2 separate regions of the Homo sapiens genome follow, and region 1 is linked to region 2. The links are chromatin contacts, found by Hi-C or POLR2A ChIA-PET in ENCODE. All regions are on one chromosome and are shown on one strand. Each heading gives the region's core, a stretch centred on a gene start or an enhancer-like site at or near the end of the contact. The rest is flanking DNA. Distances are from core to core; before and after follow the strand shown. Region 1 has its middle 29 kb from the start of PRKCB. Region 2 holds the start of PLK1 (polo like kinase 1).

Region 1 (3,735 bases), core at 512-3,011, 130 kb before region 2:
CCACCACCATGCCCGGCAAATTTTTGTATTTTTAGTAGAGACGAAGTTTCGCAATGTTGGTCAGGCTGGTCTTGAACTCCTGACCTCAGGTGATCCACCGGCCTCGGCCCCCCAAAGTGCTGGGATTACAGGTGTGAGCCACCGCACCTGGCTGGTTTTTTTTTCTTTTTAAGTTCCACGGTGCAGGTGCAGGACATGCAGTTTTGTTACATAGGTAAAGGTGTGTCATGGTGGTTTGCTGCACCTGTCAACTCATCACCTAGGTATTAAGCCCAGCATGCATTAGCTCTTTTCCCTAATGCTCTCCCCACTGTTGGCGTTTTTATCATATATGAAGATAGCTCTTTGTGATTCTAAATATCTTCATCCAGTCCTGATAGTCACACAGAAGGGTCTAAAGAAGTATCCCTCCAACTCCAAATCCTGTTCCGTGCTATCCTTGCCTCTGGCTCTGGAACTCATGCTTATCTCATTGGAGACTTTGTTCACTAAATATTTCCTACTTCCACAAATCTTCAGCTAGACTTCCATGACACCTCAAAGAAGCGTGGCTTTTTCTTTCTTTCTTTTCATTTTCTTTCTTTTTTTTTTAAAGGGTCTCGCTCTGTTGCCCAGGATGGAGTGCAGTGGTGCAATCTTGGCTCACAGCAGCCTCAACCTCACAAGCTTAAGCAATCCTCCCACCTCAGCCCCATGAGTAGCTGGAACTACAGGTGCATGCCACAATGTCCAGCTGATTTTTTTAATTTTTTGTACAGATGGAGGTTTCACTGTGCTACCCAGGCTGGTCTCGAACTCCTTGCCTCAGGTGATCTTCCCGCCTGGGCCTCCCAAAATGCTGGGATTACAAGCATGAGCCACTGTGCCCAGCACGGTTTCATTTTGTATTGGGCTTTTATGTAGCTGGTTCTAGTCCTGAGGCAAACAGGAAATGGAAAGTATTTACTTGGGATTTACCTCAGCCCACTTTCCAGATCATCAGGCCCCTGGAATTTGAGTGGCTTTCTTGCCTGCACCCCATCCATCTTGGATAGAGACCATTAAGAAAATAGAAGCAGGCCAGGCGCTGTGGCTCACACCTGTAATCTCAGCACTTTGGGAGGCTGAGGCAAGTGGATCACCTGAGGTCAGGAGTTCGAGACCAGCCTGGGCAACAGGAGATTTTGTCTCTACTAAAAATACAAAAATTAGCCAGGCGTGGTGGTGGGTGCCTATAGTCTCAGCTACTTGGGAGGCTGAGGCAGGAGAATCACTTGAACCTAGGAGGCAGAAGTTGCAGTGAGCCAAGATCATACCACTGCACTACAGCCTGGGTGACAGAGTGAGACTGTCTCAAGAAAAAAAAAAAAAGAAGAAGAAGAAAATAGAAGGTATTATGGAGTGTCTAGCTTAGCATGTTATCTCCTTCACATTGCAGGTAACCTTTAAACAGATGTGAAGGCTGAAGAGTTAGCTAGGCTAAAAGTGAGGGAAAATATTGCAGGCAAAGGGAAGGGCAGAGGCAAAAACGTGGAGACAAGAGAAAGGAGGGCACATTTGGGGAACTCATTGGTCAAACTTTCTGTTATTAGAGACAGTGCTAGGCTGTCAAGGATACTGACCACAAGGGATGTTCCCAGCTAAGCTGGAAAGAGCTGGAGGGTTAACCAAAGTGGTAGGAGGCAGACAGGGTGTCTAGACCCACACAGTCACTTTCTACTAAGGTCCTTGTCACTTCCCCTCACCAGCTTGTTCCACCTGGTTGGCCAGAATTTGGCCCAAGGCAACAGTTCCTCTAGATACTTCCTTTACCATCTGAAAGACAAAAATGTCAGCAATAAAAATGAACAGGATCTCAGAGTTCAGTTACCCAAGACTTTCTGTGAGTATCCATGTCATTGAACCCCTAAATAAGATAAAAGTGGTATTTCAAATAAGTGGGGGCGAAAATGGATTCATCAACAGAGGGCATCAGTATTACTGAATACTTAAGTAGTTTTTAATTTTATTAGGATAAATTCATGGGAGTGGGATTATTAAATAGAATAATATGAACAATTGTATGGCTTATGTTTGCCTTATTGTATTCCCAAAGAGCTGTAACATTTTATAGCATCACCACTTGGGCAGGGGTATTACCTGTTGTTGCTAATTTAGTAAGTAGAAGAGAGAGATCAAAGTTTCTCTAATTTGTGTTTGTGTAATTTATCTGTATACTTTCTTCATTTATATAAATAAATGTCTTCACTTTGGGAGGCTGAGGCGGGCAGATCACCTGAGGTCAGGAGTTCGAGACAAGCCTGGCCAACATGGTAAAACCCCGTCCCTACTAAAAATACAAAAATTAGTTGGATGTGGTGGCTCACATCTGTAGTCCCAGCTACTAGGGAGGCTGAGGCACTAGAATCACTTGAACCCGGGAGGCGGAGGTTGCGGTGAGCTGAGTTCACAGCCTGGGCGACAAGAGTGAAACTCCATCTCAAAAAAAAAAAAAAAAAAAAAACCAGCTTCAGCTTCTGGCCAGGTGTGGTGGCTCATGTCTGTAATCCCAGAACTTTGGGAGGCCAAAGCAGGCAGATCACTTGAGGCCAGGAGTTTGAGACCAGCCTGGCCAACATAACTAAACCCTGTCTCTACTAAAACAAAAAATACAAAAATTAGCCAGGTGTGGTGACACATGCCTGTAATCCCAGCTACTCAGGAGGATGAGGCAGGAGAATAGCTTGAGCCTGGAAGCCGAGATCGAACCACTGCACTCCAGCCTGGGTGACAGAGTGAGACCCTGTCTTAAAAAAAAAAAAAAATCCAGCTTCACACATTGTTGGTGTGAGCATAAACTGGTACAACTTCTTTGGAAGGAGATTCTGAAATAGCTATCAAAAATTAGAAATGAGGAAGAAAAAAAAATCCTTTGACCCAGGAACTCTAGTTTTGAGAATTTATCCTAGACATAAGCTGGAATCTGAGTAAAGATATTTGCTCAAAGTTATTTCTTTTGACATTATTAATAGTAGCAAAAGATGAGAAACAATGTTTCCCACTCAATGGGAGAGTGTTTGTTATATTACAGAACTTCCACAGAAGAATGCTACACAGCCATTTTTTTAAATGAGGTAGATTTTTATGGGCTCTGACATTAAGCAATTTACAAGTTGTAGCACTGGGGACATAAAAGTCTGTAGGTGACATACCCACTTGTGTAAAAAGAATGGAGGATGATATCCAGAGTTAGAGATTGAGATAGAGACACACACATAGAGACACTACAAAGATCATATCACAAGGAATTTACATAAGAGAACATTAATTGTAATTGTTTCTTGGGTGAAAGTAAGAGAGAAATTAGGTGTTCATTGTATACATTTTGTTACTCTGAATTTTACGATGTTATTTTTCTAGAAAATATTCAAATAAAAAATATTAGGAGAGCCGGGAGTGGTGGTTCATGCCTGTAATTCCAGCACTTTGGGAGGCAGAGACGGGAGGATCATTTAAGTCCAGGAGTTCAAAACCAGCCTAGGCAATATAGTGAGACCTCATCTCTACCAAAAATTATAAAATTGGCCAGACATGGTGGTGCAAGCCTGTCACCCCAGCTACTTAGGAGGTTGAAGTGGGAAAATTGCTTGAGCCCGGGAGGTTGAGGATGCAGCAAGTCAAGATTGTGCCACTGCACTCCAGCCTGGGTTACAGAGTGAGACCCTGTTTCAAAAAAAAAAAAAAGAAAGGAATTTTTAAAAAACATTTTTTTAAAAT
Region 2 (4,019 bases), core at 1,331-3,830:
GCTCATCGGTGTTTAAGACCTTATTGTGCAAGGGAATCACCAAGGGACCTTGTTAAAAATCCAGATTCTGATCCAGTAAGTAGTCTGGGTCCTGAGATTGTGTATACAAGTTCCCAGATGATGGTGATGCTGCCCTGTGGACAACTCTAGCAAAGGACTACAGTAAGGTTGTGGAGACTCTCCCTCCTCCTCCTCCGCTGTACCCATGACCTAGGCTGCAGAAATCCGACAGGATACACCAGTGACAGGGAAAGATATGACAATTAGGCTTTGTTTGGGGATGACTTGTCCCTTGGAGTAGGCTTTCTGTAAAGCAGGCCGAAAGGTCCACAGAAAAGGTCAGCCAGGTAGGATGTCCCAAAGTTGCCCCTGCTGAGACCAGGTTGGTCCAGAGACAACTCCCAACTTACATGATACACCCAATGGACCACACATCCACCTCGAAACTGTGCCCTTTCTTGCTCAGCACCTCGGGAGCTATGTAATTAGGAGTCCCACACAGGGTCTTCTTCCTCTCCCCGTCATATTCGACTTTGGTTGCCAGTCCAAAATCCCCTGGGACAGAGGGAGGAAGAGTTGGTACTTAGATGCCAGCCTCTGACATCTGTCAATGCAGAAGGCTAGTTAAGGTTTGACCATCCAGAACCAGGGCCATCTGATCCCACAAGCCTCTGCTCCTTGTATGTAGCAAGGCTTGCCCAGGAATCTTCCTCCCATGCTGACACCAGGGAGGTGCCTCCAGTGACACTTCTCACCCCTCCTTTTAGAAAGGGGCTATGCTTTGAAACAGGAACTGACAGGGATAGTAAAACTCCAATGCCTTCAAGGATCAAGCAAGTTAACCTCCAAGACTTGGCAAGTCTGTGAAGAATAGGGAGGAGTAGAGACTGTGGCAAAGAAGTCTGAAGGGGACAGCTGTTTTCCAGCCCAGCAAAGGGCTGCCCTAAGAAAATGCTGTCCTCGTATTACTGAAGCTTTCACCTGTTTAAAAGGAGTTCTGAATCAAACTTTTTGTTCAATCAAACCTTCCAATTTAAAAAATAAAAACAAATTCAAATTCTTTGTAAAAAAAAAATATTGCATTGGGGCACAAAAAAATAATGCATCTGTAGGCAAGATACTGACTTGTGGGTTGTCTCCTTCCTTTCTCCCAGCCTCCTCCAAATTCCAGCCTCTTGTAGTGATGTCAAGCACCCCTGCAGGCTCAGCAACTCACCTATTTTCACCTCCAGATCTTCATTCAGGAAAAGGTTGCCCAGCTTGAGGTCTCGATGAATAACTCGGTTTCGGTGCAGGTACTGGCAGCCAAGCACAATTTGCCGTAGGTAGTATCGGGCCTCAGGCTCAGTCAGGGCTTTCCTCCTCTTGTGCAGCTCCAGGAGAGACTGTGGGTGGGAAGGAGAGGGCAGGAGGGATGGGGAGGTGGATTGAGGCCGGTGGGGAAGGGAGAGGGTTACCAGGCAAAGGAAGCACAGGACTGGACTCTGGACTCCCAAGGGATGAAAGAGGGGTCTTGGTGGGTTTCTCTCCTTCCCTATGCCCCCACCCCATTCCTTCTCCAGCACAGCGGCATCTGGACCCTGCCTTAACACTGTCCACAACCATTCGCAGCACCCCTTCTCCTACTAGCTTCCCCCCTTACCTGGGGGTCCTCTCTCAGCCCCACTCCGGAAGCTCCGAGTCCCCAGCACCAGATCCCTTTCCTGACTCGTATCTCCCCCGGAAGGCCCGAAGTCTGGCTCCAACTACCCCCCCACTGACCCAGCTCCACCCCAGAAGCTCCCAGGGCGCGGCATCACTAACCTGGGACTCCTCCCTGGGTACTCCAGGGCCCTAGCGTCCATTACCAGCACCCCTCCCCCCAGCACCTCGCGTCCAGAAGCTGACTTCCCTATCAGCAACATGACTCAGACTCCACTTCACTGGAACCCCCTCCTCTAGCAGCTCCCAGAGCCAAGAAGCCCTTACCAAAGACACTTTCCATACGTAAGCGGGAGGCTCCCAGCACCCTTCTCTAGCAGCTCCAAGTCCCAGGCTCTCCCTTGCTGGGTACTCTTTCCAGCAGCTCCAGGTCTGGGCGCTCCAACTGCCCCGCAGGCAGTTCCAGTTCCCCAGCAGCGACACTCACCCTCCGGCGGCAGAGCTCCAACACCACGAACACGAAGTCGTTGTCCTCGAAAAAGCCGTGGAATCCTACGACGTGCTGGTGGGCGAGGCTGCGGTGAATGGATATTTCCATGGACATCTTCTCCCTCTGGTGCGGCTTGAGCAGCAGAGACTTAGGCACAATCTTGCCCGCGAACACCTCCTTGGTGTCCGCGTCCGAGATCTCGAAGCACTTGGCAAAGCCGCCCTTGCCCAAAAAGCGGCCCCGCACATAGCGCCGCCGGCTGCGTGGGTCCACTAGGACCTCCGGGATCTCTTTCGCCGGTGGAGCCGCCGCCGGAGCTCCGGGAGCTGCAACTCCGGGGACCCCGGCTTTCCCAGGGTCGGCCGGTGCCCGTGCCAGCTTCCCTGCAGTCACTGCAGCACTCATGCTCCCGAAGCTGCGCTGCAGACCTCGATCCGAGCAGAGCCTCCGCACCGCTCCGCTCCTCCCCGAATTCAAACGCGGCGCTGGGAACGTTACAAAAGCCTGCGCGCCACTGATTGGCCGCGGGGATTTAAAATCCAAACCCGCCCGCCGCGCGGCACCATGGGAGCGCCCTGCGCAGCAGCAGCCTTTAAACCCGGACCCAGCCGGGGAAAACCTGATTGACACGGACGCCCGAACACGTGGGATAGCCTGGGAAACCAAACCCGGCGTGGATGCGGAGACCCAGCCCCGAGAGAGGAGGAATTCCTTCGGGGTTTCTCCCTTTCTCGGGCGTCCGGGAAAGCTCCTGCGGTTCACTTGCGCCTCCTCCAGGAAGCTTTTACTTAAATCTTCCTCTACCTCGGGGCCAGGGAACAGTAGCATCGCCATCACCTGAGAGCTTGTTAGAACCGCAAAGGCAAACGTTCAGGCCCTACCCCAGACCTCCCGAGTCAGTGTCCGCCTCTCAACAAGACTGCTCAGGTGATTCCTACACATCCTGAAGTTGGAGAAGCACAGTACCAGAGCCCCCCATGATGCAACGAAGCTGTCTGGCCTCCTCGCTACTGAATTTCCCAGGGCCTAAAATAGTGGACACTCAGTTTCTTGGTCAGAGGGAGGGAAGGTTGGAAGAATGCCTAGCAAACTGGCAGGTCATAGCCAAATGTGTCTTGCGGGGTTTTGTTTGGCCTCCCCCCACGCCTTTTTTTTGTGTGTGTGACGGAATCTTGCTCTGTCGCCCAGGCTGGAGTGCAGTGGCACGATCTCAGCTCACTGCAACCTCTGCTTCCCGGGTTCAAGCAATCCTCCCGCCTCGGCCTCCCTAGCAGCTGGAATTACAAGCATGCACCACCATGCCCGGCTAATTTTTGTAATTTTAGTAGAGAAGAGGTTTCACCATGTTGGCCAGGCTGGTCTTGAACTCCTGACCTCAAGTGATCTGCCCCTCGGCCTCCCAAATGCTGGGATTACAGGCGTGAGCCACCGCGCCCCGCCATTGTAAAACATTTACAGCATTTAAAAGAGGAGCTCATAAAAGTTGGGATTTGTGGCCTTTCCTGAAAAAAATCAGCTCTAGCTACTTACTCTGTGCCTACATGCTTTCAGTTTGCCACAGTTTACAGCTACACCCGTTTGTTCTGTAGGTACTTGAGTGGCAACCCTGGAACAGTAAAATACCCACGTTAAAAGCTCTTTCTCTGTGCCTCCTTAGCACCCTCTGATCCTTCATAGAGCCCAGCAAAAATCAACCATACTATAAGCATCCTTCACCTGCCTTGCAGCTAAGCTGAAGGACAATGAGGACAATGATGCCGTCCTTTCTACCCCATGTCCCAAGCTCCCAGAGCAGTGCTTGGTAAAAAAAAAAGGGTACTTACTAAAATGTTGGCTGAATAAAAGGAAGACTTTGAAAAATTAAGTTATTTTGTACCCCTATAGTGTG

What was found. Hi-C counts contacts between places; a loop is a spot of excess contacts on that map. ChIA-PET counts read pairs that join two places held with the same protein, here RNA polymerase II (POLR2A). Pooled maps may share reads with other maps.
Region 1: a map of Calu3 shows a loop between it and region 2 (3-fold over the local background). The contact joins the enhancer-like site here to the promoter of PLK1 in region 2. A Hi-C loop is called at or near these places in 1 of 168 maps with a recorded cell type or tissue (Calu3) and 5 of 50 pooled maps. POLR2A ChIA-PET finds 5 or more read pairs at or near these places in 1 of 52 experiments (OCI-LY7).

What each region holds. Positions count from the first base shown.
Region 1 is chr16:23,805,182-23,808,916 of GRCh38, reverse strand. No RefSeq gene overlaps it. Among named protein-coding and RNA genes, the nearest start is that of PRKCB, 29 kb to the left of the region's middle. Within about 2 kb of position 1,761, at least 3 of the 41 ENCODE cell types and tissues checked have a DNase peak (open chromatin) inside an H3K27ac peak, as active enhancers do; they include OCI-LY7, where a contact is called at or near this core.
Region 2 is chr16:23,677,450-23,681,468 of GRCh38, reverse strand. PLK1 (polo like kinase 1) reads right to left here and starts at 2,580. Exons shown (of 10, transcript NM_005030.6): 1 at 2,129-2,580; 2 at 1,217-1,385; 3 at 411-555. The coding sequence starts at 2,536. It overlaps DCTN5 (dynactin subunit 5), which reads right to left. Exons shown (of 6, transcript NM_032486.4): 6 at 3,997-4,019.